2 separate regions of the Mus musculus genome follow, and region 1 is linked to region 2. The links are chromatin contacts, found by POLR2A ChIA-PET in ENCODE. All regions are on one chromosome and are shown on one strand. The core of a region is the stretch at or near the end of the contact, and the rest is flanking DNA. Distances in the headings are between cores, read along the strand shown.

Region 1 (3,014 bases), core at 120-2,619, 450 kb before region 2:
TAAAACAAAGTCCAATTAGCACAATTTGCAACATGCTCTACCCCACAGCCTGACTCTAGCCTCTTGAGGCTGCAGCATTTAGCCAACAGTAATTTCAACACGTGAGTTTCTAGGACAGCCTGATCTACATAGAGAGTTACACGCCAGCCAGCTCTATAAAGCAAGACCTTATCAAACAAAACAAACTCCACACAACAAAAGAATTGAAATCACAATTGTGGGGTTTTTTTTAATGTTCTGAGCCTACACTGGCACTGCAAATCATAATGAAGAACAAAGACGAGAAAAATCTAACATTTTAAAGCAGTAACACTTGATACTTTGCAGAAAGTGGGGCAGGGGTGGTAGGGTGGGAGTTTACCAACCTGCCTAAAGCCAAACTCCCTGGCTTCAATCCCTTTCTGAGGGAGTAATTGCCAAGCTGGTGGGGTTAGAAGGCGGGGCATAAATTGCCTCAGAGAACAGCTGTGGTGTCGGAGAATGGTTCCAACCGGTTTTGGTAGGCAGCTCTGAGTTAGAAGCCAGCATAGTCAAAGATTACGTTCTAGGACACACTAGGCTACACAAAGAAACCCTGACTCAGGGGGCAAAGAAATATTTTTAAAGGATGGGTGCTGGTGTCAGGCTTCCAGCTTTGAATCTGCTATAACCACACAATATTGATGGAGCCTTAAACTATTTACCCTTTACCTGGTGGCCTTTGCCATTAGTCCAAGCCATGGGGAGGCAAAGACAGACAAAACTCTTGAGTTCAAAGCCAATTTAATCTACATAGGGAGTTCCAGGCCTGCCAAAGCCACATATAACGAGATGTTGTCTCTAACAAACAAATAGTAGTTTGTTTTATTTTAACTAGGCTTTTCTGTACTATCGTATATTTCACAGATCACTGAGTATTTTGTACTTAATCCGAGTAATTATGAGAATCAAGCTACTGGATACGAGGAAAAAACGTTTGAATTATTATAAACCTTCTATTGTAATAGAGGGGAAAAAAATGCCAGGCACATAACAAATTAGTTTACCTTTCTATCCCTCTTCCGAGTTCTCAGAGATCATAGAAAGTCATACATGTTTATAAAGGACTAATGAGTGTATGAAAAAAAAAGAAAAAAAAAAGACCAGAATGCCAAAGTTTAAGGCCAATCATAGCTTCAGTACCAGAAAAGAGGCTGACAAAAATCTCTCGACCAATGACATAATTTCGGACCCTCAGGGTATTTGGCTCCTATGCTTTTCGGTTGCATCTCGGGAGTTGTGCGGCGCCGCGAGGCATGAAGGGGCTCGTAGTTTTTCCCACTCCCGCCTCCAAAGCCGCCTTGACTTCTTTTTTCCCAGCAAGCTCCGCGCCCGCGTTTGCTGTTGATTGGCTGCGGCAGGAGAGGGCGGTCCTGTTGGCAGCAGTTACCTAGGTTTCCGGTGCTCGGCCGGAGAGGAGGACGCCGCCGGACGTCCGTGGTGAAGTATGTCTATGGGCTGTACGTGGGACGAGCTCTTCAGAGGGTCTGTGGCCCAGGACGCGTTGGCCGTAGAGGAACAACTAATTCGGGGGGTCGGGGGGAGGGCGGCCTGCCCCAGTGTTGCGCGTGCGTACTCTAGGTCTAGAGGGCGCGTGGGGTGTGGGTGGCTTCTGTGCGCGCGCGCGCGCGGGGGTCCCACGTGGGACCTGGTGGGGCGGGGAGCCGATCGGGACTGGAGCATCCCGCCACGTCAGTCTGCGGCTCTGAGCCAATCCCGCGCTCCGGCTGCCGAGAGGGAGCCGTGTGGTGCCGAGAAGTGGCATTCGGGAGAAAGGAGGCCTCTTCCTTCCCTCACTCACTCAGGGGCAGCTTCTCGGAAACCTTCCATGGGACCGTGAAATCCCGGGCGAAGACCGACCGGTCTGTTTGAAGCTTCGAGCGTCAGATTTGGGGATTTCTTATCTAGTTGTGAAGAAGAATTTTGAAGTCTAGAAAAAAAAAAGCAACTGGGTCCTTAAAGGATCTGCCCCATTTCTGGCCTTGCAGATCACAATGAAGAACCAAGACAAAAAGAATGGGCCTGCCAAACACTCCAACTCGAAGGGCAGCCCGGGGCAACGGGAAGCAGGACCGGAGGGAGCCCATGGACGACCCAGACAGACAGCTCCTGGGGCGGAAGCCGAAGGTTCCACAAGCCAGGCTCCTGGGAAGACCGAGGGTGTGTGCCAGCTCTGCTTTTCCAGTGGGCAGAGGGAGGAGTTTCTGGTACTGGTCTGTCTTCTGAGGCCAGTGTTTACCCAAGAAGAAGGAACTATAGAATGAACGATGCTCATTCTGTGTGATCCTTTTGTTTCCTGGGGAGGTGGTGAACCTTCCCACTCTTAGCCGTGGGGCGCAACCTTGGGAGCATGCTCTGACTGGTTTAAACGAAGACAGTCAAATGAAGCACCCCGTAAGCAAAGTCATATTCCCAGAGAACACTTGCCAGTGGTGGGTAATTGTCCTTCATGAGGTGCAGCGTCTGCCACATGCCAACTGCTCCTCACACAGGGGTGCTTTACACAGTTGGCTTTTATAACAAGTATGTTTGGGTGTTAGAAATACTTGTTTTATAACTAAACAAACTTAGGGTTTAAAAAAACTTAAATTGAGGCCAGGCCTAGTGTCCCTCACCATTGTCCACAGAACTCAGGAGGCAGAGGCAGACAGATCTCGGAGTTTGTGATCAGCCTGCATACTAAGTTCCAAGACAGCCAGGGCCCTGTAGAGAGAGCCTAACTCAACCGAATAAATAAATAAAACAACATTTAACCCACACCAGTGTGTTTATCTGGGCTTAAAGAAGATCCAAGCGAGTGGTATGACCACTGAACTTTAATCCCGTGTCTTCATCTTTCCTGCTGTAGGGGCTCGAGCTAAAGCAGCTCAGCCTGGGGCCCTCTGTGACGTCTCTGAGGAGCTGAGCCGGCAGTTGGAAGACATCCTGAGTACATACTGTGTGGACAACAATCAGGGAGGCCCGGCTGAGGAGGGAGCACAGGGTGAGCCCACTGA
Region 2 (3,225 bases), core at 348-2,847:
TAAACAAGGCTGGCCTCCAAATTGCAGCCACCCCCCTGTCTCTGACTCTCAGGTATTAAGATTACAGGTAGCATGTACCACCACACCCAGGATAGGTAAATTTAAAAAAAAAAATAGCTTGGTGGTGCAACCGCCCTTAGCGTAATTCTAGTCCAGTCTTTATCTGGCTTGTAAAACAAAGTTTACAAGCCCCTCATGACTTGGCTCCTACCTGTCTCTCCTTAGAGAACATGTCAAAGGACAGCAATAGGTTCTGTGGAGGAACATCAGAGGCACGGGCAGGCAGGGATGGAAACGGTTCTGTTGGCAGGGAGTTGTGGTGGCCGAGCAGTACTGTGCTTGCTTTATTCCATTTAAATCAGTGTCCTTGGACAAAGGGTGTGTGAGGGCACTGAAGGCTGAGTCCAGGGCCTTACTCATGCTTTACCACGGAGCTGAGCCTAGCCTTCTCCCTGTTCTACAATATTCTTGCTTCCCCTTGGGTCTTCCCTGTCTGAAATGCAGTTCTCAGCGCCCGCGTGTACACAACACACACACACACACACACACACACACACACGCCAGAAGAGGACGTCAGATCCCCTGATACAGGCCGTACCGAATAACCTGACATGGGTGCTGGGAACTGAAAACGGGTCTTCTGTAAGAGCAGTACTTTCTTTCCATTTCAGAGCCATCTCTTCGGCCAGCTCGCCCCTTATTTCTTTTCAGAACTTCAGTCATAGGAACTTTCAGTACGTGTTTTATTTGGGTTATAGGTCCTTTTAAATTTCCGGTTCTCTCCGCCAGAGTCCTGGAAAGACATGGCCCTGACTCCCTAGAGCCTAGCAGTGCTCCCGGCATGGAATAGGATGGGTGGAATGAGGTTCCCAGCCCCAGGAATGGCTGGAGCACAAGCTACGTGCACACAAAGGGTGAGCCCACTGGAGTTTCTCTTGCACCCTGAGAATGGCTGCTTGACTGATCAACTAGCAGAGAGGGCCGTAGAGCCGCCCAGGCGCGGAGACCGCGGCCCCACTCGTTTAGGGATTGGCATCGGGAATCATGGGACTTCAAATTCTCGGTACCCAACGGCGCATCCCAACCCCCCACCAAGGCCTGACCTGCAGGTTCCGGGTGATAAGATGCAGCTTCTCCTCAGGGCTTGGAGCATCACCCATGGCTCCGCTGTCTCTGTTTCCCGCGCTCAGCCGGCACCCGCGCCCTTTCCTCGTTCGCCGTCGTCTCCGCGTGCCGGGAACTGTCACGCTAGTCCCGTCGGGTTGCATCAGCTGAGCTCGTCGCTCCGCTTGCTAGGCCTAGATTCTGTCTGTCCCCTCCTCTCCCCGAGCATCCCCGAGTCAGGAGCAGCAGAGAGTCGAAAGAATCGATGAAACAGGAAGGGGCGGAACCATCCAAAAAAAAAAAAACCAAAACAGTGTAGGTGGAGCTGGGGGGCGGGGTTAGGAAGGCCGCCCATGACGCACCCTCTCAGGGGCGGGGCGGTTTCCTGCCAATCACTGCTTGCTTGCCCTCCCCCTGGTGTTGGCCCCGCTGCCTCGGGGTGGGGGAGGTCGTGAAGGGGGCGATAAAATGGCGCAGGGGGCGGAGTGAGGTGCTGCCGCTCGCCCAGGCTTTTGGCCCGGCTTCCGGAGGTGAAGAGCGGGCGGGACGTAAGGGTCGGCGCCCGTCGTCTAGGCGAGGGGTCGGGGGGGAGGGGGCGGGCCGCCTGTTGCTTCTCCACAGGGCCGCGTTCTTCGTCTTGCCCCCGTGAGGAGTAGGGAAGCTCGTCTCGCTGAGGGAAGGGCTGCTTCTCGCGCCAGAGGTGATGGCGGGCGGGGAGGTTGTCCCTGCCCCCCACCTCCACATCCGTGGGCGAGTGACGCCCCTCATCCCGCTGAGGAAAAGGGAGCTGTCAGGTCCTCGGGCCGCCGGCCCTGCCAGTGGGGGCGGGGGGGGGGGTCTTCCTCTCCCGGTGCCTGCCTTCCCCGCGGGAGGCTGTTGCTAGGGAGAGCGGGGATGGCGGGCTTCCCGCGGGGCGTCGTGGCGGGAGAGGGCGACCCACTCCGGGCGACCGCGGGCCGCAGCCTGCCGAGATGTGGCAGTCAGCGTCTGTCCCCTGAGGTCGGGTGCCCTGGCGGAGCCCGCGGGGGGACCTGGGTCGCCCCTGGGGGGAGGGGCGCGGAGGGAACACGCGCTCCTCCCGCTATCCGCGGGGAGGCGAGGACTCGCTCTCCCGAGTGGGAGGAGGAGGGAAGTGCAGAGGCCCTGGGCGCGGCGGGCGGGCGGGTAGTGTTCCCGACGGGGAGGCCCGCGGGCATCCTCGCAAGGTATCCCTGGGCCACCGTTGCTGGGTTTCATCCAGGGCCGCAGGGAATGCTGCAGACACCTAAGGTGAGCCCTTCTTCAGAGGGCCACCAAATGAGGACGGAGTTCACCGGCTGCCCTCATTTTTTGTTTTTTGTCCTCCCCCCCCCACCCCCCCGTGGTTGTTAAGAGCCCCAGGCTTTAATAGACTATTCTTGTAAAAGAAACCTGTTGCTTCAGTTTAGAAAAATCTGCTGCCTGGGCCTGTGTGGGAATTCTTGGCTCCCTAGTCTGGGGGAATTGTTACCTAAAGCAGAGATTTCCAGACCGGTTATCTTTCCATTTTACCTTGTTTGCAGTTAGCCCAGAGGGAGTTGCAAATTCTTTCAGATAGTCAGTTCCCTTTGTTAAAAAAAAAAATTTTGGGAGGGGCTCATTTTGATGATACACCCTTTTTTGGTGGATGCTGTCTGCTTCACGGGTAGTGTATTTTGTTTAGGAGAGGTTGGAAATCAAAGGCCAATGAGGAGTACCCCTCCACCCCCTTTTGCAAAATCCTTGCTTTTGGTCCTGCATATCAGACCCAGTTGGGTAGTGGTTTTGGTTTTAGAGTCCTGAACTAGGTAGGATGTGTAGTATACATTTGGCATTGGCGTTTTACTGTCCTGAATAGAATGAGGCTTTGTGCACGAAGCCAATAGGCAATAGGTTTTTTGAGGTAAGATAAAAATAGATGGGGGAACCAGTTTCTGAGGTTGCAACCAGGAGGTTAGAGAACAGAGAGGGGGTGGTACACTAAAGTGTGAAGACGGGGGTGGACAGGTGAGGGAAGTAGAAGGACAGAATAGGGTCACACAGAGATGTGGAGCAGAATTAAGAGAATTTAGAAATAGGAAAATATTCCTCCCTGAAAAATAAGCGTCCATGTTTGAAAGATTT

What was found. ChIA-PET counts read pairs that join two places held with the same protein, here RNA polymerase II (POLR2A).
Region 1: POLR2A ChIA-PET joins it to region 2 with 10 read pairs in embryonic stem cell. The contact joins the promoter of Txlna here to the promoter of S100pbp in region 2. POLR2A ChIA-PET finds 5 or more read pairs at or near these places in 3 of 5 experiments (Patski and embryonic stem cell).

The regions. Positions count from the first base shown.
Region 1 is chr4:129,639,420-129,642,433 of GRCm38, reverse strand. It overlaps Txlna (taxilin alpha), which reads left to right and starts at 1,369. Exons shown (of 11, transcript NM_001199695.1): 1 at 1,369-1,463; 2 at 2,007-2,178; 3 at 2,867-3,014. The coding sequence starts at 2,013.
Region 2 is chr4:129,187,951-129,191,175 of GRCm38, reverse strand. It overlaps S100pbp (S100P binding protein), which reads left to right and starts at 1,597. Exons shown (of 7, transcript NM_001379590.1): 1 at 1,597-1,634. Yars (tyrosyl-tRNA synthetase) reads right to left here and starts at 1,273. Exons shown (of 13, transcript NM_134151.5): 1 at 1,104-1,273. The coding sequence starts at 1,160.